2 separate regions of the Homo sapiens genome follow, and region 1 is linked to region 2. A link is a loop called in an ENCODE intact Hi-C map of the cell type or tissue named here. Cell type or tissue: gastrocnemius medialis. All regions are shown on one strand. Each heading gives the region's core, and the rest is flanking DNA. Links, peaks and the distances in the headings are about the cores only. Region 1 has its middle 28 kb from the start of LINC00323. Region 2 overlaps MX1 (MX dynamin like GTPase 1).

Region 1 (15,546 bases), core at 4,780-7,279, 340 kb after region 2:
AGAAAACAGGGTAAATCATAGTGCTTATCTTATTTTTCTCTCCAACAGCTCACAGTACTGCCATGTCTGATGTCTTACATCTTCAAGCAGTTGTTTCACATAATTTTCCCATTTTCCATTGTTGATGGTAGGAGGGCTAGCCTGGCACCAGTTACTCCACTTGGTTCTTCTGGATGTTGAGGGGAGAACACGGGAGACAGAAGGTGGGGTTTTAGTCTGTGTATCCTCAGCTCTCCACAGTAGACACAGGTTCACGGTAGATGCCTGTGGCAGTTTCAAGAATGGGTCCCCCAAGATGCCGACATTTTAGTCCCCAGAACCTGTGGGGATGTTACCTTCTATGGCAAAAGGGACTTTGCAGATATGATAAATTAAGGATCTTGAGATGGGGAAGGTGATTCTGGATGATTTGGGTTGGCTCCGTGTGATCACAACCTCCTTAGAAACGGCAGACAATAGTGACACCAGCAGAAAAAGGAGCTGTAAGGATGGAACCAGAGGTTGCAGGGATGCACTTGGAAGATGCAGGAAGGGAGCAGGAGCCAAGGAGTGCAGAGCCCCCAGGCCCCAGAAAGACAAGGAATGGATCCCTCTGTAAAACCTCCAGAAGCAGTGCAGCCTTGCCAACACCTTGATTTTACACTTCTGAGTTTCCGTACTGTAAGAGGACACATTCTGTTATTCGAAGCCACTAAGTTTGTGTCAATTTGTTACAGCAGCCACAGGAAACTAATTTATAGTGCCTTATAAATCCCAAGGAAATTGGGGTTGCTCAATATTAATGGCCTAGTGATAATTAGCTAACAATTCTTTGAAATGATTTTTGGCTAGTTATATATGGAATGAAATGAGAACCCTTTAAGCAAAAAAGCAGTTGATCTCATAGAAGTAAAAAGTAGGACAGAGGATGCTAGAGGCTGAGAAGGGTAGGGGGAAGGGAGGGGGAGGGAGAGATTTGTGGAAGGTTACAAAATTACAGCTAGAGGAGAGGAATACTTTCTAGTATTCTACAGGACTGTAGGATGACTCTAGTTCACAATAATACAGTTTCAAATAGCTAGAAGGAAGACATTGAATGTTCCCAACACAAATAAATGATACATATTTGAGATGATGGTTACGCTAATTACCCTGATCTGATCACTGTACCTTTTACATACTGAAATATCATGCCGGGTGTGGTGGCTCACGCCTGTAATCCCAGCACTTTGGGAGGCCAAGGCAGGCAGATCACTTGAGGTCAGGAGTTCAAGACCAGCCTGGCCAATGTGGTGAAACCCTGTCTCTACTAAAAATACAAAAATTAGCCGGGCATGGTGGTGGGTGCCTGTAATCTCAGCTACTCAGGAGGCTGAGGCAGGAGAATCACTTGAACCTGGGAGGCGGAGACTGCAGTGAGACAAGATCGCGTCACTACACTCCAGCCTGGGCGACAGAGTGAGATTCTGTCTCAAAAAAAAAACCCAAAAAACCAGAAACATCACTATGTACCCCCATGAACATGTACAGTTATTATTTGTCAATTAAAAAAAATAAAAGGTTAAAAAAAAAAGCTGAATATCATAACCAAAAAAAAAAAAAAAGGCGAGGAAGGGATCTGGAGTGTCAATATTAGTTGGGCACAGGGTCTGGAAGGAGCCGTCTCATTCTCTTGACACACGGTGAAGGGGTGGAGGTATTTATGAGCTCATTACGTTGACAGGAGAGTCAGGTCTTTCCTCATGTCTGCTAAGATAATTCTTCTCCAACATCTGTCTTTCAAATATTAGCTCCATTCCGTGGAGTCAGAAAGTCAGAGATTTTTTTTTTTGAGACGGAGTTTTGCTCTTCTTACCCAGGCTGGAGTGCAATGGCGTGATCTCGGCTTACTGCAACCTCCGCCTCCTGGGTTCAAGCAATTCTCCTGCCTTAGCCTTCTGAGTAGCTGGGATTACAGGCATGCACCACCACACCTGGCTAATTTTGTATTTTTGTAGAGACGGGGTTTCTCCATGTTAGTCAGGCTGGTCTCAAACTCTCGACCTCAGGTGATCAGTCCGCCTCGGCCTCCCAAAGTGCTGGGATTACAGGTGTGAGCCACCACGCCTGGCCGAAAGTCAGAGATCTTTAAAGCAGAAATTCTAGAGTAATTAACTCTGTTAATTGTAATGGAAACCATTGTCCAATGCATTCTATATGATAGACGCCTCTGCTGACGTTGCTTTACTGTAGCCCAGCTTGGCCCGCGTGCTCAACTGGCCACTGAATGCAGGTAAGTCCTTGCAGTAATCCTTCTGGGGAATAAACTGCTTGCCTGCTTTAGTTCCCAATTTTCCCTCCTTGGAAATAAAACTCAGCTCTGTGAATATGAAAATAACTATTTTATTCCTATCACTGAGCCTCTGCCCCCTCCAAAACTCCTCGTTTGGAATCTGTGCTTTTGTAAGGAGCCAAAATACTGAACCCAGCAAGTGAATACAAGAAAAGATGCCTTAGGGCTCTTTTCAGCCTCACCTCTCTGTGCCAGGGCTAGCTGGTGGTTTATTGCTAAGAGCCGCTCCCTCACAATTCCCTGGGAAGGCTTGTCCATTGCTCTCAAGCTGCAGCTCTGCGAGGTCACTCACCGGTGGCCACTGGCCGGTGTGAACTGTTCTGCTCACAACTGGCAGCCGCCCCATCATGAGGCTTCCTTTCGGCCTCAGCCTCTGGGCTAGAAATTAGTTGCCTTTGTCCGCAGTTACTCTGTTCCCCAGCCTCGCTGTGATTATAAATAGCCCTATCCATTCCAGGACAAGTGATTCAGGACTCACACACAGGTTGCCATTTGATCGTAATTATATAATCACATCTGTGAGCACTGCATGGGTTTTAAAATGAAGTGGTAAGTATTGGCTTACTGACTCTAGAGGGTGGTACCTTGGCAGAGGCAGTTGTGTTTCTCCTCATCCTCAAGAAATTGGCGTCGCGAACCAAATGTTCCGTGGTTATGGAATGTTCTATATAAGATTCAAACTGCTGCTTGGAAAAGCTAGGGAAGACCTTCTGGCATGCTGCAAGTTGATCTTTTCTGGCGTAACTGAAAATAGGAGAGAAAGAAGGGAGAGTGTGGAGTTTTTCTTGGTTAAGTCACACAGACAAAATTAGTGCTAGAAGAAGCACTAGCTTTAGAAAACGTGTCATGTGCTTGGATTGTGGATGGCAATTTTAGTACTCCTGTGTGCTCAACTTTTAAATGTCTCTCTAAAAATTTTATTAAGGGCATCCTTGTGGGGGCACATATCAATTTAGTGCTTGCTCTAGCAACCAGATGCCGGGCAGGTTCTAAGACCTATTTCTGACTAGAGTGAAAAGCAAACAGAACTATTTCTAAGATAACATCTTTGCTTGATTTATGCTAATTTCTTGTTAACATTTAAAATCAGTTCCTTGCTTTAATTTAGTATTAAAATTCAGGTACCCTGCCCCCTCCAAGGGGTAAAAAGATAAGTGGGAAAGAGCTTATTTGGACACCCAATGGGGGCTTATCCCCAGATTTAATGTAAAAATATGATTGATAATACATGTGCTCTTTAAAAGTTTTACATTCTAAATCGGAAAAAAAGCAGGAGACTTGCTGTAGACGGTTGGCTGGATTGTATTTTGCCTTCATCCATTTCGACCTCTGCCTCCACTCTGGGTTTAGAGAATGCTCCTGGCTACAAGCTCTCAGCTTTTTCACGTAGCCTGTGACCTCCCAGGGAGACACTGACCCCTAGTCCATCCATTTGCACATTTATTCAGCAAAAATTGAGCATCTGAGGCTGTGTTCTAGACACTGAACAAAATGCCCTGCCCTTATAGAGCTTACCTTCTTGCAGTTCTGTTTTTGTAAATCTACGGAGCCAGCAGAGAGTTGTTCTCAAGCAGGTTCAGTGACTCTTCATCAGGGCCAGAATCCTTCCTGCCACATCTGATCGGGGTTTTGTGTCCCTGTGTCCTTCTGATGCAGAGGACACTGTCATTGTCACTGCCATTAGGAACCCCATGCACCTGTCCACCTGCCCCACACAGAGGCTGGCTTAGCTGCACTCGTCACTCCCTGCATCACAGCTATGCACACGTTTGCAAGTCCCCATTCTTATTTTTGTTTATTCGTTCATTAATTTGTCATTTCTTTTTGCCCTCATCTCCCACTCCCATTCTCCCCTTTTCCGTTGGCAATCAGGTTGATGTGTTTAACGCATATCTCTTAATTTTAAGGTAGTTTTAAAAGAAGGTGTCTCCAGTTTTGTGTGCACTTGTTTAAATTGTTATGTGAAGGATAAAGAGCTTGGGTTCTTGACTCAGCCAGCTTGGGTTCCAGTCCGAGTTCTGCTGTAGTCTGGGTGGCCTTGGCCTTACTACACAATCTCTCTGCATCTTCGTTTCATCATCTGTAAGACGGAGCTGAGACTAGTAACCTACTTGGCTTAACTGTTTCATGGATTAAATTAGTTAATATGGTGAGGTGCTTAGAAGAGGGTCTGGTAGGTGGTCATCCCTCCATAAGGGTTGGCAACTAGTGCTGCTAGTTCATCTTTACATGCAGGTTATCTTCACCTTCCCCACCATATTTTACAGAAAGAGACACTGGCAAGTTTAGCTGATTAACGTTTGTCCTGAAAACCAGTCCCCTAATTTTCTCTCTCCAGCTGACATGCTTCAGGGCAGGGCTGCAGTGGTTAGAAGGAGACAGTGGTCGTGTTGCAGCAGTTAGAACTCAGTGAGGAGAGAGAGGTCAAAGGGTCGGTAAAACAGGGGAAGTTTCATATAAAGAACTACTAACCACAATAAAAGAATAACTACAAGACATAAGGAAATGCAATAGGGTACCCTAGGGCAGTGGTCCCCAACCCCCTGGCCATGGACCAGCATCAGTCTGTGGCCTGTTAGGAACTGGGCTGCACAGCGGCAGGTGAGCTGCAGGTGAGCAAGCGAAGCTTCATCTGTATTCACAGCCGCTCCCCATCATTCGCATTACTGCCAGAGCTCCACTTCCTGTCAGATCAGCGGCATTAAAATCTCACAGGAGTGAGAACCCTATTGTGACCTGGGCATGCGAGGGATCTAGGTTGCACGCTCCTTACGAGAATCTAATGCCTGATGATCTGTTACTGTCTCCCATCTCCCCCAGATGGGACCATCTACTTGCAGGAAAACAAGCTCAGGGCTCCCACTGGTTCTATATGATGGTGAGTTGTATAACTATTTCATTTTATATTACAACGTATATTACAATTACAATAAATATTTCATTATATATTACAATGTATTTTTATTTAATAAAAATAAAGTGCACAATAAACGTAAGGTGCTTGAACCATCCTGAAACCATCTCCCCAACCCTGGGTCTGTGGAAAAATTGCCTTCCACAAAATTGGTCCTTGGTGCCAAAAAGGCTGGGGACCACTGTCCTAGGGCTCAGGGAGATGCCCAAGGAAGGAGGGGCTGGGAATGTCTCCAGACCTTCTGGAGAGGGTGTGGTCAGCCAGGGGAGGCAGGAGGTGCCCCGGCTTGGCCACGACAAGGCGGGTCTGGAGCCACCGGGGCACCTTCATGAGCACAGGCCCTGCGGTGTTGGGGGGCTTGTGGCCCTGCAGAGCACAGGGGGCTGCGCAGGTGCTTGGTTTCCCTGTCGAGAGGGCTGAGGCCAGGATGTCACCAGGCTGAGATATCAGAGCCACTGTGGTCCTCACACCTATGTCCGGCTGGAAGTAACAGACGGCCTTGTTCTCCTGCGTGTCCCTCCAGCGCCCTCTACTGGGAAAGCTTCGCCTCGCACTTTGAAGGAGAGAAATACTGAGAACAATTCCGTGGCTTATCACAGAGCATGTTCAGAAGGATGTGGGCATTGCTGAGAGGCAGTACATGGAGACTGACACTCAAGTCCACTGCACACTCCGCCTCGTTACAGAAAGCATTGCCAAGGAAGTCACTGAAGAAATCACCCGTCTGGGCCTGGCGCGGTGGCTCACTCCTACAATCCTAGCACTTTGGGAGGCCGAGGAGGGTGGATCATGAGGTCAAGAGATCGAGACCATCCTGGCCAACATGGTGAAACCCCGTCTCTACTAAAAATACAAAAATTAGCTGGGGGTGGTGGCGCATGCCTGTAGTCCCAGCTACTTGGGAGGCTGAGGCAGGAGAATCGCTTGAACCCAGGAAGCAGAGGTTGCAGTGAGGTGAGATTGCACCACTGCACTCCAGCTTGGCGACAGAGTGAGACTGCCTCAAAGAAAGGAAAAAAAAAAGAAAGAAAGAAATCAAGAAATCATCCATCTGCTTTGGATACGCGGCCCTTCAGGAAAATTCCTTAACTGTTCAATATTCACTGAGTGCCTACTGAGTGCATTGTTCCATGTGCTGGGGGGTAAGTGATAAAGGTGGGCAGGCTCCTTTGAAGCTCCTTGAGCTCATGAGGCTCATATTCTGGGGGGAGAAGTTAGATAAATAACCAAATATACAAGAAAATATCAGGAAATGATCAGGACACTGTATTGCATATAACAGAATGCGGGTGGTGCGGGGGAGGGGGGTAGAGATCCTGGGCCGGCCATGAGGTGCCCTCTGAGGGGCGACCTTGAAGCTGAAGCTGAGCCTCAGGAAGGGACTGGCTGTGTGAAGACCTGAAGGAGGGTCTTTGCAAGAGCAGGAGCTTGGCATGAAATTCTCAAATGCATCCCTACAATTCCAAAGATTTTAAATCTATCAACTCTTCCTACCTTACAGATAAGAAAATTATGTGTATGAGTTGATAATTGAATCCGTTATAGATACATCCAATATATTTATATTTTATTGTGATATGCATTTTTTTAAAACTTAGTGAACTGGGTTGCTCTATTTCCTTATGGATTCTTAGATTTTCTGGGTGAAAATTCGTTTGTGCCTCAAGTGCCAGGCCTGCTCATCTTTCAAAGTTCCAGAGCAAGAAGTGGAGCACACCCTTTAGTCCACATCCCTTCTCCCCGCATGCTCCTCAGAGATCATTTAGTTTCTTTTTTTTTTTTTGAGACAGGGTCTCGCCCTATTGCCCAGGCTGGAGTGCAGTGGTGTGATCATAGCTCACTGCAGCCTCAACTTCCTGGGCTCAGGTGATTCTCCCACCTCAGCCTCCCGAGTAGCTGGGACTACAGGCATGCACCACCATGCCCGGCTAATTTTTATATTTTTTTAGTAGAGACGGGGTTTCGCCATGTTGCCCAGGTTGGTTTGGAACTCCTGGGCTTAAGTGATCCTCCTGCCTCGGCCTCCCAAAGTGCTGGGATTACAGGAGTGAGGCACTGCACCCAGCCCTTCACTGAGTTTCTCTATCACCTTCATTTTCTGCCTTCCTGTGGGGACCTCAGTCCTGGAGGTAACCCATGTCCTTTTGCTCCACTGCCAAAAGTCTCTATTAAGGTACATTTGTCCTAAGAAAAGCCCCATGATTTAAAGCTCTGTCTCTTCTTCCCTATCAAGTCTCTAATCAATTACCACTTCTCAGACAGCCATCACAGGGAAAGCTGGAGCTGATGGGCTGTTCTGCACTCACCTATTAGTGGAGAACAGACTTTCATGTGTTATTTAATTCCCAGAGTATCAGGAAACAAAAGGTAATTTTTGTTTGTTTGTTTTTACTATGATGCTCTTGGCATTAGCCACAGGCAGATGGAATGGAGATGTGTGAGTCAGTGCCGGGGACTTACTCTTCCATGAATGCTCAAGGATGGTATGAAATAGGGCAGAACAATCCCATTTTTTTCTTCTTATGTATGTGTGATCAAATTATCTCATTTTATTTATTTTTTTGTTTTCTTTGGACTTTCTTGTTGACACAAAAATAAATAGGAATGGATAAAGGCATAAACAAATGTATTATATGCAATGGAATATTATTCAGCCATGAAAAGGAAGACTTCCTGACACAGGGCATAACATGGATGAACCTTGAAGACAGTATGCTCTGTGAAGTGTGCCAGAAGGGAAAGGACAAATGCTGAATGAGTCCACTTCTATGAGGTCCCTAGAATAGTCTGATTCATAAAGACAAAAAGTAGAATGGTGGCTTCCAGAGGCTGCGGAGGAGGAACATGGGGAGTTAGTGTTTAATGAAGACAGAGTACAGTTTGGGAAGATGCAAAGTTCTGGAGGTGAAAGGTGATGATGGTTGATACAACAAAGTGAATGAACTCAATGCCAATGAACTGTGCACTTAAAAATGGTTAAGATGGTAAATTTTATGTTATGTATATTTTACCACGGCCATAAAGATAAGATAGGAAGGACGTGTCCTGAGGCTTTGAGGTCTGGATGCCAGCTTCATTAGAAAGAAGAAGGCAGGAGGAACATGCATATATATCCTCTAAGGCTGACACTTCATTAGTGTGACCTCAAGGCTCTCTGGGGGCACCGTTTCTATCTGGGTGACTTCTGGCCAGTGCTGTTTTGTTTTCTAACATGGTCTGAGCATGGAGTGACTTCTCTGCTGGGAAAAGGCTGTGGCTTTGAAAATCCTCCCAGCCAGAAGTTTTGCAGAGCTGAGGAGCTAGGCACTAGAAAGGGAAGGAACTACAGGCGGAAATAAATGCTGCAGGATCCTCACACCTGTCACGTGGTTTATTGTTGTTGAGAAACAACAATAAACAAACCCCACCCCAGTGAGTGGAGCATGCATGGGTTACTTCCCTCATTATTCGAGCATCTGAAGAACCTTTTGCAAACACAGATGGCCATTTCTGACAGGTTGGAGCTCTCACTGAATGTGCCTCTCTACTCAGATTTGGCTAAGTCCCGAGCACATTGCAACACGCCTCCCCTCAAAAGCCTCCCCTGGCTTTCCACCATTTCCCAGAATGTAGGTAAGGAGAGGGCTACTCCCTGTGATTGCTTCCCTCTCTGACATGTATAAAACACACATTTGGCTGGCTGTGGTGGCTGACGCCTGTAATCCCAGCACTTTGGGAGGCCAAGGCGGGCGGATCACGAGGTCAGGAGATGGAGACCATCCTGGCTAACACTGTGAAACCCCATCTCTACTAAAAATACAAAAACAAAATTAGCTGGGCGTGGTGGTAGGAGCCTGTAGTTCTAGCTACTTGGGGGGCTGAGGCAGGAGAATGGCGTGAATCCAGGAGGCGGAGCTTGCAGTGAGCCGAGATCCAGCCACCGCACTCCAGCCTGGGCGACTCCGTCTCAAACAAAAACAAAAACACCTATTTACCAATTAGCAAGCTAGAAACGAGTGGCCAACTCTCAAGTGTCTGGTTGATTGACACCATTTCAAAGATCAGGTTTCATTAGGTCATTGATTACCATTATATCTGGTATGATAGATTAATTTCATATTCATTCTATACAGACATTTGTTTATTCAGAAATCTGTGTGCTCCTAGAGGGTGTAAAGTAACTAAGATTTGGAATCCTAGAACGTCTGGAAGGAGGAAGAGCCAGAAGTCAAAAATCCTTGATGTTGGTTGGCACGAGGCTATGGTGTTTCAAGAAGTCCAACAAAGGTAAAAATGTCAGGAATAACTCTGGCCTCACATTAAAAATAACAGTTGCATACGCCTCAACATGGTGTGTCTATGCTTCAGAAAATTAGGTGCTGAACTAGTGCATTTCATTAGTTACAATTCACTCTGATTTGAGAGCATATGTACTTGGAACGAGCAACTGTGTTACTATAATTTGCCCATAGGGCATCACGCATCCTTTCTACCTGCTCTTCTTTGTTTTAATAGAATTTATAAAATGATCTATTCAGAGATTCAAATTCTTCCTGGTTTAGTCTTGGGAGAGTGTATGTTCGAGGAATTTATCCATTTCTTCTAGATTTTCTAGTTTATTTGTGTAGAGGTGTTTGTAGTATTCTCTGATGGTAGTTTGTATTTCTGTGGGATCGGTGATGATATCCCCTTTATCATTTTTTATTGCGTCTATTTGATTCTTCTCTCTTTTTTTCTATATTAGTCTTGCTAGCGGTCTATCAATTTTGTTGATCCTTTCAAAAAACCAGCTCCTGGATTCATTACTTTTTGAAGGGTTTTTTGTGTCTCTATTTCCTTCAGTTCTGCTCTGATTTTAGTTATTTCTTGCCTTCTGCTAGCTTTTGAATGTGTTTGCTCTTGCTTTTCTAGTTCTTTTAATTGTGATGTTAGGGCGTCAATTTTGGATCTTTCCTGCTTTCTGTTGTGGGCATTTAGTGCTATAAATTTCCCTCTACACACCGCTTTGAATGTGTCCCAGAGATTCTGGTATGTTGTGTCTTTGTTCTCGTTGGTTTCAAAGAACGTCTTTATTTCTGCCTTCATTTCGTTATGTACCCAGTAGTCATTCAGGAGCAGGTTGTTCAGTTTCCATGTAGTTGGGCGGTTTTCAGTGAGTTTCTTAATCCTGAGTTCTAGTTTGATTGCACTGTGGTCTGAGAGATAGTTTGTTATAATTTCTGTTCTTTTACATTTGCTGAGGAGAGCTTTACTTCCAACTATGTGGTCAATTTTGGAATAGGTGTGGTGTGGGACTGTAAACTAGTTCAACCATTCTGGAAGTCAGTGTGGCGATTCCTCAGGTATCTAGAACTAGAAATACCATTTGACCCAGCCATCCCATTACTGGGTATATACCCAAAGGACTATAAATCATGCTGCTATAAAGACACATGCACACGTATGTTTATTGCAGCACTATTCGCAATAGCAAAAACTTGGAACCAACCCAAATGTCCAACAATGATAGACTGGATTAAGAAAATGTGGCACATATACACCATGGAATACTATGCAGCCATAAAAAAGGATGAGTTCATGTCCTTTGTAGGGACATGGATGAAACTGGAAATCATCATTCTCAGTAAACTATCGCAAGAGCAAAAAACCAAACACCGCATATTCTCACCCATAGGTGGGAATTGAACAATGAGAACACATGGACACAGGAAGGGGAACATCACACTCTGGGGACTGTTGTGGGGTGGGGGGAGGGGGGAGGGATAGCATTGGGAGATATACCTAATGCTAGATGACGAGTTAGTGGGTGCAGCTCACCAGCATGGCACATGTATACATATGTAACTAACCTGCCCATTGTGCACATGTGCCCTAAAACTTAAAGTATAATAATAAAAAGAAAAGTAGAAAAAAAAAGAATTTATAAAATGAAACAATCCTGAAACCATAGCTCTTCCTTCCAGTACATTCTGGTCAGGCTTGGAGCCAGCCCTTGGTTTGGTCAGTTAGATTGTTGGGTCCACCTGCCACAGAGGCTTCCTCAGCAGCTGATGACTCAGGGATGCTGGCCTGCATCGTGCCGCTGGCTGTGGTGGGTGCCTACACGTGGGTCCAGGTTCCGGGGCAGCATTCAGAAGGTCTAGCCAGTGGCAGGGTTCAGCTGTGGCTGCAGTGGAGCCTCACCTTTTATTTATTTATTTTTTTTTTTTGAGATGGAGTCTTGCTCTGTCGCCCAGGCTGGAGTGCAGTGGCATGATCTCGCTCACTGCAACCTCCACCTCCCGGGTTCAAGTGACCCTCCTACCTCAGCCTCCCGAGTAGCTGGGAGTACAGGCATGTGCCACCACGCCTGGTCAATTTTTGTATTTTTAGTAGAGATGGGGTTTTTCCATATTGGCCAGGCTGGTCTTGAACTCCTGGCTTCAAGTGATCCATCTGCCTCAGCCTCCTAAAGTGCTGAGACCACAGGAGTGAGCCACTGCACCCAGCTGGAACCTCGCTCTTTCACCAGAGCAGCTGGTGGTGTGATGTGGGGTCTTGTTCCTGGCTGAATGCCCTCCCAGCATGTTTCTCTAGTCTAGTGGGAACGACATAATGCCCTAATGCATTTATTCTTCTGTTTAAACTAGCCAGAGAGTTTTTTGCTGTGTGCAAATGATTCTTGACTGATCCAATTTTGTGCATGAGGTGTATATTTGAAAGATTAAAAAGTTGGTTGGAAAAATGCTTGCCAAATTCACAACAGAGGCAACTCTGGAGGAGGAGAGAGCAAAAGAATGGAGGTAAAGATAGGTAAGAAATGGACTTCACCATCCTGGCTAACACAGTGAAACCCTGTCTCCACTAAAAATACAAAAAAACAAATTAGCTGGGGGTGGTGGCGGGCACCTGCAGTCCCAGCTACTCGGGAGGCTGAGGCAGGAGAATGGCGTGAACCCGGGAGGCAGAGCTTGCAGTGAGCTGAGATTGTGCCACTGCACTCCAGCCTGGGCGACAGAGAGAGACTCCGTCTCAAAAAAAAAAAAAAAAAAAAAAAAAAAAAGAAAGAAAAGAAAAAGAAATGGACTTCCGCTCCGTCTGTAATATTTTAATTGCTCTATTAGAAATCCAAAACATGCCAGGTGCGGTGGCTCACGCCTGTAATCCCAGCACTTTGGGAGACCAAGGCAGGTGGATCATTTGAGGTCAGGAGTTTGAGACCAGCCTGGACAACATGGTGAAAACCCATCTCTACTAAAAATACAAAAATTAGCTGGATGTGGTGGTGCACGCCTGTTATCCCAGCTACTCAGGAGGCTGAGGCAGGAGAATTGCTTGAACCAGGGAAACGGAGGTTACAGTGAGCCAAGATTGTGCCACTGCACACCAGCCTGGGTGACAGAGTGAGAATCCATCTCAAAAAAAAAATCAAAACAAATATTATAGATATTAAATATGATAAATATTGTTTAATTCTAGGTAAGAACGTATGGAGGAATTTCCTATATTACACTTTTCCTCTGTAAATTAAAACATATCCCAGAACAACAAAACAATAAACAATGTAATAATAACAAAAGCATGGATCAAGGAAGGCATAAGACATGCTTGAGGTTGGCGGGAGGAGAGTGGATAGTGAGTACTTGCCAGTGGGTACCTTGCACAGTCTACCACATGTGAACTGCAATCCCACATGTGTAGTGTGAAACCTGCACAGCTGTAGCCGTACTGGACCCCCTGCATTGGAGAGTTGGCTGCAGCAAAAGATTCTTGGCATTATAGAGATACAGTTGAAACATTAGTTTGTCGTTGGCTTATAGAGTTGTGAACACCATGTCAAGATGCTGATGATTTTTGAGTGGATGAATGACTTGGTCTAAAGGTACATTTTTATTTATTTATTATTATTATTACCATTATTATTATTTTTGAGACAGAGTCTCGCTTGTCACCAGGCTGGAGTGCAGTGGCGCAATCTTGGCTCACTGCAACCTCCGCCTTCCGGGTTCAAGCAATTCTGCCTCAGCCTCCCAAGTAGCTGGGACTACAGGTGCATGCCACCACGCCCGGCTAATTTTTGTATTTTTAGTAGAGATGGGTTTTCACCATGTTGGCCAGGATGGTCTCGATCTCTTGACCTCATGATCCGCCCCCCTCGGCCTCCCAAAGTGCTGGGATTGCAGGCATGAGCCACCGTGCCCAGCCTAAAGGTACATTTTTAGATAATTAATCAGGCATCTGCAAGCAGGATGAATTGGTGAGGAGGAAGTGGAAGCTATGACACTAGTTAGGGTGATGGCAGGACAGCCTGGGGAGCCAAACCACCCTTACTAGTAATTAGGAGACTTGGGGGTCTTGTTTTATTCTGTTGCTGACAAGCAACAGTGGCATTGCTAGTCAAACAAGAAGGCTGTGTCCCAGCCAGTAGCCCACTTTCTGCTCTCTCTCTGCAGAGACCCTTGGGTCACCCCCACAGGTTTGGTAGCTGCTTCCAGAATGTTGTGTGCTGAGTAAATGTCTGCTCTCAACAGCGTGAGCTGGGCTACCTCCTACATGCCAGTGTCTGCCATCTCTCAGGACACAAAGCCTTTGCTTTGAAGCCTCCTTGTGATGACCCAAATTCCAGTGATTAAAGCACTAACATCCTTGACAGTGAGGCCCAAAGTTAGTGTGAGATGCTACTTTCCCATTTTACCAATGAGAAAATTGCATCCAAAAAGCACAGTGCTCCGGAGAGGACACATCTTGGGGCAATAATGAAACTGGCAGAGAAATGCCAAAGTACTGTCTCCGGCGAACAGCTTGGAAATCATGTGGTGTCTATACAAGGAGTGTCTTTCACCTGGCAGCTCACCGTGAATCGACTCCCTAATTAGGCTCGTCTTGCAAGTTCACATGGAATGCTCCCCACTAGCAGTGCCCCCAGCCATTACGATGCCAGTGCTGTGACCAACTCCTGCATTAGACAGAGTGGATCTTATCTGGGTCTGACAGAAACACCAAGGACTGCCGGCAGCCACCAAGAGCTGGGGATGGATTCTTCCCTAGAGCCACCAGAAGGAACCCACCCTGCTGACGCCTTGATCTCAGACTGCTGCCTCCTGAACTGCGAGAGAATCCAGTTCCGTTGTCTTAAGACACCCAATTTGTGGGATTTTTCTTTTTTTGCAGCAGCCACAGGAATCTAATGCAAGCAGGATGTGGAATTCTCACGTGATTTTATGACACAGTCTAAGTCCTCAAAGCAAGTTTGTACTTAAGGCATTTGTGTTGAGGGCCGGAAGTAATTGTTTTATTCTCTAGCTATGGAGATTTCTCCACGGCATTGTGGAAATCCTTGTGCCCCCCAAAAAGGGGATTCAGAATGCTCCCTAGGGCTCATTGCTCTGGGCTTCCCACTGCCTCACGATGCCCTCCCCCCACACACCTCTCCACCAACCTCTCAGGAGCCAAGTTCCTGATATGCAAACAAGCACACCCCATCTTCAGTCTCTCTGCTTGACTCGTAACTGAAACCTGCTTCCACCATGAGGCCAAGCTTCCTGCAGACTTCTCACAAAGTGCTTCTCAGGAGGTGTTTTGTTCTGCATTATTGGATGAAGGGCACTGAGGCAAGGTCCCACCATGCCTGTTCTCACTAGCAACCCATTCTCTCGTTCCTCGATTTGCAAGAGGTGCGTGCTTTCCTGCTTTGTATCCTTCATTGCCTCTCCTGGTTGTCCTCCCCTTTTTACCTGGCCATACCCCTCATCATGGAAATCCTTGGAACCTGGTGCATGGTTTCCCTCTGTACCCCCAAGTCTGGCACCCAGTGGCCCTCAATTAATGCCCCATTTGTTTCCTTTCTTCCTTCCCTCCCTCCCTCCCTTCTTTTCTTCCCTTCCTTCCTTCTTTCTCTTTCTTTCTTTTCTCTTCCTTTCTTTTCTCTTTCTTTTTCTCTTTCTTTCTTTCTTTCTCTCTCTCTCTCTTTCTTTCTTTCTTTCTTTCTTTCTTTCTTTCTCTCTCTCTCTTTCTTCTTTCTTTCTTTCTTTCTTTCTTTCTTCTTTCTTTCTTTCTTTCTCCTTCTTTCTCCTTCTTTTTTTTTTTTTCAGACTCTCACTCTGTCACCCAGGCTGGAGTGCACTGGTGTGATCTAGGCTCACTACAACCTCTGCCTCCCGGGTTCAAGTGATTCTTGTGCCTCAGCCTCCTGAGTGGCTGAGACTACAGGCACACACCACCACACCCAGCTATTCTTTTGTATTTTTAGTAGAGATAGGGTTTTGCCATGTTGGCCAGGCAGGTCTTGAACTCCTGACCTCAGGTGGTCTGCCTGCCTTGACCTCCCAAAATGCTGGGATTGCAGGCACGAGCCACTATGCCC
Region 2 (15,546 bases), core at 5,343-7,842:
TGAAATTCCTTGGTGCTCTGCCAACCACACTTCGTTCTGGCTCAGCTGACTCAGCTGTTCCACCCAGGCCACCTCACATCAAACTTTTTTTTTTTTTTTTTGAGATGGAGTCTCACTGTGTCGCCCAGGCTGGAGTGCAGTGGCACAATCTCGACTCACTGCAACCTTTGCCTCCTGGGTTCAAGTGATTCTCCTGCCTCAGCCTCCCAAGTAGCTGGGACTACAGGCATGCGCCACCACGCCCAGCTACTTTTTGTATTTTTAGTAGAGATGGGGTTTCTCCATGTTGGCCAGGCTGGTCTCGAAGCCCTGACCTCAGGTGATTCACCCACCTCAGCCTCCCACAGTGCTGGGATTACAAGTGTGAACCACGGTGCCCGGCCTCACATGAAACTTTTGATTTATAGAGAGCAGAGGGAAGAGCCGGCTGTGCCCATCCTTTTCTGGGGCCATCGAGTGGCTCCTGGGCAGCCCCCAAGGTTAGGAAGGGCAGGAGCAGCCAGGGTTCTCTGATGCCCCAGACTCAAGCACGAGGGAAGGTCTCAGGGGTTCCATGTGAGCCTCATGGATGTCTCTGCTTAGCAGAGCCCTGGCTTTGGGCATTGTCCAGATAGGGGGTGAGAACCAGATCTTCTCATCTCCAGGACCTCAGACGTATAGTTTTCTCAGATTTCTGTGCTTTCTGGGGCTGGGCTACTAGTGGAAGAAAGCAGTCTATTCTGTCTTCTCCCAAATCTCCCAGATGCCCAGTCTGTTGAAGGAGGAGCAGAACCAGGGGGCCTTTCCCGCTGAGGCCCGACCTGTGTCTCCTTCAAATGACACGCGGGACTCAGGGCCTTCCCATGACCATGGGGCCCAGGGGGCGTCACCTGGCCCAGGGCCCAGTGCTAGAAACAGATGACCCCAGGAGGAGGAGGCAGGGCAGGAGGGAAGCTGGCAGGGCTGGGATGGTCAGCCAGGCTGAGGGGCGGACTCGCACCAGGATGGAGCTAGGAAATGATCCAGGTGTGTTTGGCGGCTGCAGGTGGGTCCGCATGGCTGTGCAGGGAGGGAAGGGCTGCGTGGCAGGAGAGCAGCCGGGGGAGGCCCAGACTCTGCTGAAGAGATGCCTGTTGTGCCGGCCTCCACATCCGCTGCCCGCTCCTTCCGGAGCTCCTGCCCCGCCATGCTCAGCCTGACTCTGACCAACACGTTGGAGAGAAGAATGATCCCTTTGTGCTATTAAGCTTGCTTATTTGGTTTCTAAGTGCTTCATGCGAACCTAGAGGAAAAAATTATTTTCCACCTTTGTTTGTCTTAAGAAAATAACACACTTTTTTTTTTCCTATTTGAACAGGCAGACGGCTAATCCACATGGTCTTCGTCCTTGACGTCGTTTTACAAGAAAACAATGGGGCTGGTTTTGCTTCCCCGTGCATGATTTACTCTTAGAGATGATTCAGAGGTCACTTCATTTTTATTAAACAGTGAACTTGTCTGGCTTTGGCACTCTCTGCCATTCTGTGCAGGCTGCAGTGGCTCCCCTGCCCAGCCTGCTCTCCCTAACCCCTTGTCCGCAAGGGGTGATGGCCGGCTGGTTGTGGGCACTGGCGGTCAAGTGTGGAGGAGAGGGGTGGAGGCTGCCCCATTGAGATCTTCCTGCTGAGTCCTTTCCAGGGGCCAATTTTGGATGAGCATGGAGCTGTCACCTCTCAGCTGCTGGATGACTTGAGATGAAAAAGGAGAGACATGGAAAGGGAGACAGCCAGGTGGCACCTGCAGCGGCTGCCCTCTGGGGCCACTTGGTAGTGTCCCCAGCCTACCTCTCCACAAGGGGATTTTGCTGATGGGTTCTTAGAGCCTTAGCAGCCCTGGATGGTGGCCAGAAATAAAGGGACCAGCCCTTCATGGGTGGTGACGTGGTAGTCACTTGTAAGGGGAACAGAAACATTTTTGTTCTTATGGGGTGAGAATATAGACAGTGCCCTTGGTGCGAGGGAAGCAATTGAAAAGGAACTTGCCCTGAGCACTCCTGGTGCAGGTCTCCACCTGCACATTGGGTGGGGCTCCTGGGAGGGAGACTCAGCCTTCCTCCTCATCCTCCCTGACCCTGCTCCTAGCACCCTGGAGAGTGCACATGCCCCTTGGTCCTGGCAGGGCGCCAAGTCTGGCACCATGTTGGCCTCTTCAGGCCTGCTAGTCACTGGAAATTGAGGTCCATGGGGGAAATCAAGGATGCTCAGTTTAAGGTACACTGTTTCCATGTTATGTTTCTACACATTGCTACCTCAGTGCTCCTGGAAACTTAGCTTTTGATGTCTCCAAGTAGTCCACCTTCATTTAACTCTTTGAAACTGTATCATCTTTGCCAAGTAAGAGTGGTGGCCTATTTCAGCTGCTTTGACAAAATGACTGGCTCCTGACTTAACGTTCTATAAATGAATGTGCTGAAGCAAAGTGCCCATGGTGGCGGCGAAGAAGAGAAAGATGTGTTTTGTTTTGGACTCTCTGTGGTCCCTTCCAATGCTGTGGGTTTCCAACCAGGGGAAGGGTCCCTTTTGCATTGCCAAGTGCCATAACCATGAGCACTACTCTACCATGGTTCTGCCTCCTGGCCAAGCAGGCTGGTTTGCAAGAATGAAATGAATGATTCTACAGCTAGGACTTAACCTTGAAATGGAAAGTCATGCAATCCCATTTGCAGGATCTGTCTGTGCACATGCCTCTGTAGAGAGCAGCATTCCCAGGGACCTTGGAAACAGTTGGCACTGTAAGGTGCTTGCTCCCCAAGACACATCCTAAAAGGTGTTGTAATGGTGAAAACGTCTTCCTTCTTTATTGCCCCTTCTTATTTATGTGAACAACTGTTTGTCTTTTTTTGTATCTTTTTTAAACTGTAAAGTTCAATTGTGAAAATGAATATCATGCAAATAAATTATGCAATTTTTTTTTCAAAGTAACTACTGCATCTTTGAAGTTCTGCCTGGTGAGTAGGACCAGCCTCCATTTCCTTATAAGGGGGTGATGTTGAGGCTGCTGGTCAGAGGACCAAAGGTGAGGCAAGGCCAGACTTGGTGCTCCTGTGGTTGGTGCCCTCAGTTCCTGCAGCCTGTCCTGTTGGAGAGGTCCCTCAAATGACTCCTTCTTATTATTCTATTAGTCTGTTTCCATGCTCCTAATAAAGACATACCCAAGACTGCAATTTACAAAAGAAAGAAGTTTATTGGATTTACAATTCCACATGGCTGGGGAGGCCTCACAATCATGGCAGAAAGCAAGGAAGAGCAAATCACATCTTACATGGATGGCAGCAGGCAGGGAGAGAGTTTGTGCACAGAAACTCCCATTTTTTAAACCATCAGATCTTGTGAGACCCATTCACTATCACAAAAACAGCACAGGAAAGACCCACCCCCATGATTCAATTATCTCCTATCAGGTCCCTCCCACAACACATGGGAATTATGGGAGCTACAAGATGAGATTTGGGTGGGGACACAGAGCCAAACCATATCATTCTGCCCCTGCACCCCCCAAATCTCGTATCTTTACATTTCAAAACCAATCAGGTCTTCCCAACAGTCCCCCAAAATCTTAACTCATTTCAGCATTAAGTCAAAAGTCTACAGTCCAAAGTCTCATCCAACACAAGGCAAGTTGCTTCCACCTATGAGCCTGTGAAATCAAGAGCAAGTTAATTACTTCCTAGATACAACGGGGGTACAGGCATTGGGTGAATACAGCCATTCCAAATGGGAGAAATTGGCCAAAATAAAGGGGCTGCAGGCCCCTTAAAAGTCCAAAATCCAGCAGGGCAGTCAAATCTTAAAGCACCAAAATGACCTCCTTTGACTCCATCTGTCATATCCAGGTCACACTGATGCAAGAGGTGGGTTCCCATGGTCTGGGGCAGCTCCACCTCTGTGACTTCGCAAGGTATAGCTTCCTTCCTGGCTGCATCATGGGCTGGTGTTGAGGGTCTGCAGCTTTTCCAGGCACATGGTGCAAGCTGTTGGTGGATCTACCATTCTGGGGTCTGGAGAATGGTGGCCCTCTTCTCACAGCTCCACTAGGCAGTGCCCCAGTAGGGACTGTGTAGGGGCTCCAACCCCACATTTCCCTTCTGCACTGCCCTAGCAGAGGTTCTCCATAAGGGCCCCACCCTGCAGCAAACTTCTGCCTGGGCATCTATGCGTTTCCATACATCTTCTGAAATCTAGGCAGAAGTTCCCAAATCTCAATCCTTGACTTCTGTGCACTGGCAGGCTCAACATCACATGGAAGCTGCCAAGGCTTAAGGCTTGCAACCTCTGAAGCCACAGCCCAAGCTCTATTTTGGCCCCTTTCAGCCATGGCTGGAGTGGCTAGGATGCAGGGCATCAAGTCTCTAGGCTGCATACAGCACAAGGACCCTGGGCCTGGCCCATGAAACCACTTTTTCTTCCTAGGCCTCTGGGCCTGTTATGGGAGGGGCTTCTGTGAAAACCTCTGACATGCCCTGGAGACACTTTCTCCATTGTCTTGGGGATTAACATTCAGCTCCTCATTACTTATGCAAATTTCTGCAGCTGACTTGAATTTCTACTCAGAAAATGGGATTTTCTTTTCTATTGCATTGTCAGGCTGCAACTTTTCCAAACTTTTATGCTGTTTCCCTTTTGAAACTGAATGCCTTTAACAGCACCCAAGTCTCTACTTGAATGATTTGCTGCTTAGAAATTTCTTACACCAAATACCCTAAATCATCTCTCTCAAGTTCAAAGTTCCACAAATCTCTAAGGCAGGAGCAAAATGCCACCAGTCTCTTTGCTAAAACATAACAAGAGTAACCTTTGCTCCGGTTACCAACAAGTTCCTCATCTCTTATCTGAGAGCACCTCAGCCTGAATTTCATTGTCCATATCATTATCAGCATTTTTGTCAAAGCCATTCAAAAGGCTGGGCGTGGTGGCTCACCCCTGTACTCCCAGCATTTTGGGAGGCCAAGGCAGGCAGATCACCTGATGTCAAAAGTTCAAGACCAGCCTGGCCAACATGGTGAAACCCCATCTCTACAAAAATACAAAAAGTAGCCAGGCATGATGGTAGGTGCCCATGATCTACTGTAAGCTACTCAGGAGGCTGAGGCAGGAGAATTGCTTGAACCAGGGAAGTGGAGGTTCCAGTGAGCTGAGATTGTGCCAGTGCACTCCAGCCTAAGCAACAGAAAGAGACTCTATCTAATTAAAAAAAAAAAAAAGACATTCAACAAGTCTCTAGGGAGTTCTAAACTTGCCCACGTTTTCCTGTTTTCTTCTGAGCCCTCCAGACTGTTCCAGCCTCTGCCTGTTACCCAGTTCCAAAGTTGCTTCCACATTTTCAGGTATCTTTACAGCAGTGCCCCACTCTACTGGTACCAATTTACTGTATTAGTCCATTTCTGCGCTGCTGATAAAGACATACCCAAGACTGGGCAATTTACAAAAGAAAGAGGTTTATTGGACTTGCAGTCTCACATGGCTGGGGAGGCCTCACAATCACGGTGGAAGGCAAGGAGGAGCAAGTCACATCTCACATGGATGGCACCACAGCATTTATTAAGCACCTGCAGCATGACAGACCCTGGGTTCCAGAAAACTGGGGCTTTCTACTTTGGTTTGTTCAATACACTCCTGGCCCTGTCATTGCTCTGCTCCTAACTCAGCCCCATCCTATGGGGTCCCCTGAGCCCCAGATGTGCCTGGAGTGAAGGTCCCTGAGCAGACATCATTATAATCCTGTCTGTTCTGCACAGGTCAATGGACCATTGAGCCAGTGCTTATGTTACTGGTGGTGAGTGTCCAGGTTCTTGGTGTCTTGAACAAAGAATTAGGCAGAACACACAAACAAAGCAAGAAAAGAATGAAGCAACAAAAGCAAAGATGTATTGAAAATGAAAGTACACACCACAGGGTGGGAGCGGCCCGAGCCTAGGGGCTCAATGGCCCCATTACAGTTTTTGGGGGGTTTAAATACCCTCTAGAGGTTTCCATTGGTTACTTTGGGGGCCCTATGTAAATGAAGAGGATAAAGTAAAGTTACAAAGTCATTTACTCGGCATACTCCCTGTGGAGGGGATAGTCCCTGTTAGAGTTGAAGTGTGAATCAGCCTTACATTCCTGCCTCCAGACTCGATTTTCCTGCCTCACTTACAGGGCAGGCCACGGAAGCCGGAGAGCAGGGTGTGATGCCAGCGCTGCCCGTCATGGCTGGGAATGGAGGGGTGGGTAGGGAGGGGCAGTTCCATTGCTTGCCTGAACTCAGGGCCCCTCTAAGTGCAGGAAGGAGTCACACAAAGTGGTCTCCAGGGCTCTCTCCCAGTTCTGGCCGCTGGGGCCACTCCCCTCTCGGCTCTGGATGACTAGTTAGGACAGGCCTGGGGGATCACCACACATGTTCATTTTGGCTGAAAGGAACATCCTTGCGGGCACCTTGGGGCATCCCCAGCAGGTTCACTCTGCTGGGGAAATTGAAATTGCTGTTCTCTGGGACACATACTGTCAACTTTCTTCCTCCATCCTCTCTGGTTATCACTAGCAAAATTCTAACAACAGCAAAATAGAATCCTGTGCAACACTTTGACACCTCTGACTCTGTTTCCCGTGCAGCAGAAACTTAAGGCAAGTGGAAGACTGATTTGGGTGGTGGTGGAAGGAAGGGACGTCTTGTAGTGGAGAAGTTTCCCAGGCCTGCCACGAGAGGGCACCTGCCTCATGGAAGGGCCGAGCTGTCTGATGCACCAACACAGCCAGAGGACCTGGGCCATGTCCACTGCGAGAACGCGTGCCTAGTATTGAATTAAGAATGTTTGGATCCACCCTGCCTTACTCTTGCAAACCTCTGTGTGTGTGTTGGTGTCGTCTCTCCCTTAAGCATGAGTCAAACTGATCACCCTCTGTTAACAGTAGATCAAGTCAACCTGCAGGTGCACTTCAGCACCTGGGGGAACCATAAAGTTGCTGCCCAGCGGCAGCTGCTGACCTGGGCTTGTGAAATGTCCACTGCTCTCCGGACATCCTCTCTTATAAATGTATTCTCAAACTTCCCGAAGAATTGAAAATTACACAGTCCCAAGAGTCAGAAGAGATCTGGGATGGGGGGGCGTGGTCCAGAGGGGAGAGGATGGTGTTGCTGGTCCAGCCCCCACCCCCAACCTGACAAGCAGCTGTGCAGCTTGGCCTGATGCCCCCACTGCCTGGGACCTCACAGCTCTTGAGGAAGCCATGCCATCCGGGGGCCCCTCTGTAGAAAGTACCCCCATTCCCCACACTGATCATCTAGAATATACCTCCCCAGAGGATGTCACACCTTGGTGCTCACACTTCATCTCTCTTGTTGCCTTTTGGCCTTCTCTTTCCTAGGCTGGGGCAATCCTGATCCTTCAACTCTCCCCTTAAGGGACAGAGTGTCCGGTCCTCTCCTGCCCCATCCATCTAGTCCACTGTTCGATTTCCTGCCCTTGAGCCTGCCCTGGCCTCATGGTGAGGAGGCCCAGCAGCAGCACTGATTGGGAGCCATGGTTCTCAGAGTCAGGGCGTAGGAGTGTGGCTCGAGTCTCCCCCAACCAGGCTAGACCAGAGAACTTCAGTCAGGTTCTCCTCCAAGGTTAGTGTTCCGCCTTCTCTGCTTCCCAGACCGCTCCCCCAGCCACAGCCTCTGCAGGTAAAGTCCCACTGGGAAACCTTTTTTTTTCCCTGAGATGGAGTCTTGCTCTGTAGCCCAGGCTGGAGTGCAGTGGCACGATCTGGGCTCACTGCAACCTCCACCTCCCGGGTTTAAGCAATTCTCATGTCTCAGCCTCCTGAGTAGCTGGGACTATAGGCACACGCCACCACACCCAGCTAATTTTTGTATTTTTAGTAGAGACAGGGTTTCACCATATTGGTCAGGCTGGTCCCGAACTCCTGACCTCAGGTGATCCACCCGCCTCGGCCTCCCAAAGTGAAGGGATTACAGCGTGAGCCATCGCACCTGGCCTGGCAACCGCTTCCTGACTGGGCCTTGTGCTTTTCAACTCCATGCCAGGTGCCCAGTGACTCAACAAATTGGACATTTGATCAATGCACATTATTAAGTTAGCACCGTTGGCTTCATATTGTTTCATTTTTTAAAGTGTGTTCCCCCATTTCCCTCCAGTCTCTAGGAAATCATCAGACCCTGTTCTTTTGCTTGCTCCTACCTGGCCCCGCCACAGAGGGCAGCTTTACGTCCACTGCTCCACTGCACCCTACCTGCTAGTTTCAGGCTTCTCGCCAAAATACAAAACATGGCAGAGCAGTGTCTGCTAGAAATGAGTTTATTACAGAGAGAGGAGACAGGGCTCCGACAGGACGCACACACACGGCACTCATGCTCCTAAAACACTGGGTTTGTGAAGGGACATTATAAAAATGAGGAAATAAGCTGTGATGTTCAGCATGTGTCAGTTTCTAGGAATACAGAGAAGGGGAGAGCTGCAAGGTGGAGCGATTCTGAGGGCTGAAAATCCCTTTCCCAGTACGAAGACAGCATCCTTCAATCCCGCCAGCTCATGTGCATCTGAGGGTGGGGCTCTGTCTTCATGCTAGAAACCAAACTGCTCTCACAGCTTCCTGCTAAATCACCACGGCTAACGGATAAGCAGAGACGGACTATCCAGTCTGACTACTGAGCACTCAAGTCGTCAGTCCAGTGGCTACCCGGGAACGGGGGCAGACAGTGTGCGTGCACGTCTACGGGGCTGGACAGAGTGTGGTTAACCGGGGAACTGGGCAAGCCGGCGCCGAGCCTGCGTCAGCCGTGCAAGCCGCTCCTTCAGGAACTTCCGCTTGTCGCTGGTGTCGCTCCGCTCCTTCAGGAGCCAGCTGTAGGTGTCCTTGTCCTGCAGGAGCTGCAGCATGGCCTTCTGAAGCTGCTGGCCGTACGTCTGGAGCATGAAGAACTGGATGATCAAAGGGATGTGGCTGGAGATGCGCTTGCTGGCCTCCTGGAAGGAAAGAACAGTTCACGGGAGGGTGGAGGGGACACTGTGAGGAGGGGACTCTGACCTCACCATGTGCACATGAGGGGATCCAGATTCTCAATGAGGGAGACCCTCGCAGGGCAATGACCTTCCCCTGGGTTTCAAACCCATCAATCTCCTCCATGGTGGTGGCAGAGAGGAACTATGCACAGTGCAGAGAATGTCCCAGCTATGAGTCATATTCCCAGCAGCTTTTCCTGACCATTAAATGGGTAATTCTGATGGAAGAGGGCAAAATATGCTCTATAAAGGTAAGCAGGCAGACAGTGCAAAAACTGCATTTCCAGACCAGCCTGGTCAACGTGGTGAAACCGCGTCTCTACTAAAAATACAAAAAATAGCCAGGTGTGGCGGCACACCATGGGAGGCTGAGGCAGGAGAATTGTTTGAACCCAGGCAGGGGGAGGCTGCAGTGAGCTGGGATCGCGCCATTGTACTCCAGGCTGGGCGACAGAGCAAGACTCTGTCTCATAATAATAAATAAATAGGCGTGAAACTCTGACACTTGCTACCACCTGGATGAGGACATCATACTGCATGAAACAAGCCAGTCACAACTCCTATGAGGTACTTAGGTTAGTTGAATTCACAGAGACAGACAGTAGGATGGTAGCTGTCAGGGATTCAGGGGCGGGGAATGGGGAATGTGTTTAATGGGGACAGAGTTTCAGTGTGGGAAGGTGATAGGGTCCTGGAGATGGCTGCTGGTGATGCTGGCACAATATGAATGTACTTAATGCCACTGAACTATGTACCCCCAAATGGTTAAGATGGCAAAATAGACATGATGAATATTTCTGCACAATTTAAAGAAAGAAAAAGTGAGGGTGATGTGGGGGTGCTGGCTGCACTAGATGGTAAAACATAAGAGAGTCTTGCAGACAAGACCCAACGCAGAGGGGAAGTGAGTGCCTGAGTGGGCGTGTGGAGTACCAGTGGGAACTAGACGACCCTTCCAGGATGGGACTGGGACCTCTGCTGCCATCTGGATCCTGCCTCATTCTTGACATCAAAGAACTCCAAATGGGCCAAAGGTATCATGTAACAGTTAAAATAAGAAATTACTTAAAGAAAATATTGTCCACCTCATTTATCATCTCAGGGAGACAAAGTCCTTTTAAAGTATGGCAATAACCACTGAGGCCCAAATCCAACTTGAGTTTCTGCTCTAGAAAACTTACGCATAGTCTAAAACCACCATAGACAAAAATGACAAAGCAAATGACAAAATGTAGATCGTCTGCAACAGAAATCGCAGAGGTCTACTATCTCACCAAGAAGCTCTTCCTGGATGAACTGTTTGCTGAGCAAGAAATAGAAATAACCCTCAACACACAAAAAGATGTACCAGCTTGTTGTCATAAGAGAATGCCAATTAAGATTGTAATGAGATGTCATTTTCACCTATTAGGCTGTCAAAAAACCCCAACAAGGCCGGGCGTGGTGGCTCACGCCTGTAAACCCAGCACTTTGGTAGACTGAGGCGGATGGATCACATGGTCAGGCGTTCAAGACCAGCCTGGCCAATATGGTGAAACCCCGTCTCTACTGAAAAAACAAAAATTAGCCGAGTGTGGTGGCACGTGCCTGTAGTCCCAGCTACTCAGGAGGCTGAGGCAGGAGAATCGCTTGATCTCAGGATGCAGAGGTTGCAGTGAGCTGAGACTGCGCCACTGCACTCCAGCCTGGGCGACAGAGTGAGACTCTGTCACCAAAAAAAAACCAAACAAACAAAAAAAACCAACAACTTTAGTGCAGACTAAAGCGGCCAGTGTGGATGGAGCAGGCCTTCTCTGGGTCATCTTTATCAGTCTAAAATAAGCCATCCTTTCCCCAGCTGTGATGGTGTGTTTCATGTGTTAGCTTGGCTAGGCTCGAGTCCCCAGTGATTCCATCAAACACGAATCTAGGTATTGCTGCGGAGGTATTCTGTAGATGTGGGTAACATGTGTAACCCACTGACTTTAAGTGAAGGAGACCATTCTCAATGATGTGGATGGGCCTCATCCAATCAGTTGAGGGTCTTAAGAAGAAAAATGAGGTTTCCCTAAAAAGAAGAAATTCCGCCTGTGGACTCAGCCTTAGCTCCTGCTGCAATTTCTGGCCTGCTCTTCCTGCTGGCCTGCCCTGGGATTTTGGACTTGCCAGCTCCCAAAATGGCAGAAGCCAATTCCTTGAAATATACATATATTTCTTTCTTTCCTTCTGTTTTTTGTTTTGTTTTGTTTTTTGTTTGTTTGTTTGTTTTGAGATGGAGTCTCGCTCTGTCACCCAGGCTGGAGTGCAGTGGTGTGATCTTGGCTCACTGCAACCTCTGCCTCCCAGGTTCGAGCAATTCTCATATCTCAGCTTCCCAAGTAGCTGGGACTATAGGCATGGGCCACCATGCACAGCTAATTTTTTTGTATTTTTAGTAGAGACCGGGTTTCGCCATGTTGGCCAGGCTGGTCTCAAACTCCTGGCCTCAAGAGATCCACCCACCTCAGCCTTCCAGAGTGCCGGGATTACAGGCATGAGCCACCATGCCTGGCTGAAATATACTTCTTTACATACATATATCTGTGGTTCTGTTTCCCTGCACAATCCTAATATACCAGGAATCTCATTTCTAGGAATTGATGCTTCCAGATACATGATATACAAACAAACCTATTCACAGCAACACACCTGCATTAGCAAAAGACTGCAAACAAACTGTTCGCTTAAAGGGAGCTGGCTCAATATACCACATCCATAAAATGGGATACTCAGCAGCCATTGAAAAGAACAAGGCAGCCCCATCAGAACTGAGGCAGAACAATCTCCCAGGTACAGCAAAAGAGGCAGGGTACAGAGCAGCACGTCCACTCCTCTGCTAACCTTTGTGTAAAAACCATTATAAAATGTATATGCATGGGAGCTTTTGAGTGCATGAGTCAGCCTCGGAGGACAGAAATGAACCCGGAGAAGGGCTGCTTCTGTCCAGGGAGCTGCTTGGCTCGGAGACTCCTCTGCCATTGTCACTCATCCTATTGTTTGGATTCTGTGCATGTATATGCCTCACCTACTCTCAAGGTAACTGTTCATTCTAGGAGGCAGTGGAAGCAGCGGACAGGTGTGAGCTTGGCTGCAGGAGAAGCTGATGTGCATGCCTGTCTTCCCCTTAACTGGCTTCACTCACGTGCATGCAGCTCCCAGTGTCTGGAGGAATGGATGTTGACCCTCGGTTTAGAGCCTTGCTCCTCCAAGTGTGGCCTCTATCCAGTAGTATGGTGACCCCTGAGAGCCCGTTAGAAATGCAGAGGCCAGGCATGGTGGCTCACGCCTGTAATCCCAGCACTTTGGGAGGCCGAGGCAGGCAGATCACTTGAGGTCAGGAGTTCAAGACCAGCCTGGCCAACATGGTAAAAGTCCATCTCTACTAAAAATAGAAAAAATAGCTAGGCATGGTGGCAAGGTAAGCCTGTAATCCCAGCTACTTGGGAGGCTGAGGCAGGTGAATTGCTTGAACCCAGGATGTAGAGGTTGCAGTGAGCTGAGATTGTGCCACTGCACTCCAGCCTGGGTAATGGAGTGAGACTCGGTTTCAAAAAAAAAAAAAAAAGAAAGGCAGAATCTCAGCTTCATCCTGACCTGCAATCAGCATCTGCATTTCCACAAGATCCCAGGAGGCCTCTGTGCTGGGTGGAGTTTGAGAGGCCCTGCTTTAAAGCATCCAAATAGTAAGGCAATGGGGACATCTGATAAACCGAGAGATTACAATTTGCTTTACCTCCTCAGGTGTTTACACATCCCAAGGGCTCTACCTGAGTTGTGTCTGTGTTCACTGCCTCCTTCCCTAGGATGAATTAGATTGTACTTCAGGTTAACTGAATCGTGCAGTATCAACCAAAGCATGTGTCTACGCGATAGCTTCCATTTAGTCTGCTACCATTGCATTCCAATGCTGCACTAAGGAAATTGTTGTAAACCAGAAATAAAATCCTATGCCTTCCAGCCAACTCAACAGACCCCCTCTTGGCCAAGTGGACCCCAGAGAAACCTGAAAATCTGAATTCCTGGCCGTAACAGGAAGAGAAGCCAGGCCCTTTTGGAGTTTAGGTTGAAATTGAGATCATAAGGTTGGCCAAAAAGACTCTGGAGTAGTAAGATACCATATTATAAAGTCATGTGAGGCAGGGGTTAAGTCACACACACCCCACAAACCATGAAATCTCCTTGGATGAGTTTCCATGAACTCAGTATAAAATGGCTTACTTTCCAACCCGACTCTGGTATAGCATCACAAGACAGATTGCAGACCCTAAAGGAAATACAAATATTTTACCTAAAAATATATTTTGTGGACATATTTTGAAACGGCTGTAACAGGACCAACAGATTGAAATGGCCCTGCCATGTTTTGTGGGGGGGGAATTTGCACCTGTAGAGAATCTCCATTAATGCAGTCAGACCTCTCCCCTTCTAGGCCTTCCCTGAATCTAGGAGAGATTAACTGAGAGCCTGCTGCCTCTAAGGCCTGAAAAGAAACATTTACCATTTATTCTCTCTGAAGGCTGCTACCCAGAGTCTTCATCTACATACCTTTGGCCTCTAACACTGCCTTAACTCAGGCATTTCTTTCTATTGATGTCAAGTTTGTAGACAAAGTTTAACTCTTTCAAGCAATCGTCAACCAGAAAATCTCTGAACCCACCTATGACCGGTAAGCTCCCCCTCCTTCAAGGTGTCCTGCCTCTTTAGGGAGGGCAAGTACACCTCCCATGTATTGATTTATGATTTTACCTACAATTCCTGCCTCTCTGAAATGTATAAAATCAAACTGCATCCTGACAGCCTCAGGCACACTTCCTCAGGACCTCCTGAGACTGTTCCCAGAGCCATGGTCCCTCATATTTGGCTCAGAATAAACCTCTTTCAAATATTTTAACAGAGTTTGGTTTTTCCATTAGCAATCCATTATCATCATCCACACTCGTCTCCTGGAATATGCACTAGAATCTATGAGGAGACACCATTTTACAAAGAAAGCTGAGGCTCAGAGAGGTTAAGTAACTTGGCCAGAGCTAGACAGCCATCAAAACCAGATGTCACTGGCTCTAAGCCACCATCTCTCTGTCTGAGGTTGAGCTGCTTCTACGAAGGCGATATGGTTTGGCTCTGTGTCCCCACCCAAATCTCATCTTGAATTGTACTCCCATAATTCCCACCTGTTGTGGGAGGGACTCAGGGGGAGATAACTGAATCATGGGGGCAGTTTCTCCAATACTGTTCTCATGGTAGTGAGTAACTCTCATGAGATCTGATGGTTTGATAAGGGGAAACCCCTTTCACTTGGCTCTCATTCTCTCTCTTGCCACCGCCGCCAGGTAAGAAGTGCCCATTGCCTTCTGCCGTGATGGTAGAAGGCCTCCCCAGCCATGTGGAACTGTAAGTCCGTTAAACCTCTTTCTTTTGTAAATTGCCCAGTCTCAGGTATGTCTTTATCAGCAGCATGAAAATGGACTAATACAGGAGGCTAACAAGGAGGTAAACGACAGAGCTGACCAACGTCACCTACAGAGAGAGCAAGACTAAAGAGAGAGGCGTTCAGAAGAAAAGGAAAGAATGGAAGCTGGCATCCTGAACCACGCGAAGACGTACCTGGTGATAGGCCATCAGGTGCTGAAAGATCTCCTCCATGGAAGAGTCTGTTGCCGAGCTGGACTGGAAAGCCCCAAAATCCCAGGATTTCTTCTTCTTTTCTTCTTCCAGCTCCTTCTCTCTGACCTTCTGCAATGCACCCCTGTATACCTGGTCCTGGCAGTAGACAATCTGTTCCATCTGGAAGTGGAGGCGGATCAGCTTCTCACCTTCTCTCTCTTGTTCTGCTCTAATGTCTTCAATTTTGGACTACAGTAAAAAATAAATAAATACAGTTTCCCTCAAGACACAAATTCCTGAGTCACAGGAAAGTAGGTAAGAAGTCCGTAAATACCAGGTTACCCAACGTGAGTGAAACAGCACGTTTCCTGGAACAGCCCTCTGGGCCGCGCCCTGGTGTATCTAAGGCAGGTTTCTAGCCCTGGCTGAGGGTCAGAGCTTCCCAGGAGGCTTGAGCCACAGATGGGCCGGACCCCCATCCCGGGGCCTGGGGACCTGCACAGGCTTGCTTTCAGGCCCCGTAACTCAGCTTCTTTCCTTTCTCTTTTAGGGGCTTCTATATCTGATGGCGAGGATTGTCATATCCATCAGATAATCCACAGGGATGAGCAGGAAAGCCATGTTTAAGTCAGAAAATTATGTTTTATGTTCCCGGGGTTTAGAGAAACTGGTTGCCAAAACCTGAGGAGGAGAAACTTCACCCCTGGACCCTCCAGGCCTTGAGGAGAGGCACAGTGCACAGTGGCAGGTGCATCCTAAACATCTTACTCCACGTCCATCTCAACCTTCTGAGGAAGGCCTTATCAGTCTTCTTTTATGAATGAGGAGTCAGGGGCACAGGCTGGAAGTGGCACATCCCAAGGCCTCCAGCTGGTGAATCATGGGGCCAGGCTCCTCATCTGTGCCGGGGACACCTATTTCTAAGA

Evidence for each region. A loop is a pair of places that touch in the nucleus more often than their neighbours do. Peaks named below come from ENCODE experiments on the same cell type or tissue, not always from the same donor. Only the 100,000 strongest peaks of a DNase experiment are listed, where the experiment ranks them.
Region 1: a loop joins it to region 2, with 15 times the contacts of the local background. A loop is called at or near these places in 51 of 110 quality-filtered maps.

What each region holds. Positions count from the first base shown.
Region 1 is chr21:41,112,203-41,127,748 of GRCh38, reverse strand. No RefSeq gene overlaps it. Among named protein-coding and RNA genes, the nearest start is that of LINC00323, 28 kb to the left of the region's middle. In gastrocnemius medialis, for the core only: CTCF peaks have their summits at 5,564 and 5,764 (motif pointing left); a DNase peak (open chromatin) is centred at 5,748.
Region 2 is chr21:41,451,944-41,467,489 of GRCh38, reverse strand. It overlaps MX1 (MX dynamin like GTPase 1), which reads right to left. Exons shown (of 17, transcript NM_002462.5): 16 at 14,621-14,869; 17 at 8,278-8,962. The coding sequence ends at 8,732. It overlaps TMPRSS2 (transmembrane serine protease 2), which reads left to right. Exons shown (of 14, transcript NM_005656.4): 14 at 1,337-3,185. The coding sequence ends at 1,348. Among named protein-coding and RNA genes, the nearest start is that of MX1, 33 kb to the right of the region's middle. RefSeq lists enhancers at 6,777-6,976, 7,517-7,606, 8,799-9,300, 14,096-15,295. In gastrocnemius medialis, for the core only: CTCF peaks have their summits at 6,498 and 6,698 (motif pointing right); a DNase peak (open chromatin) is centred at 6,688.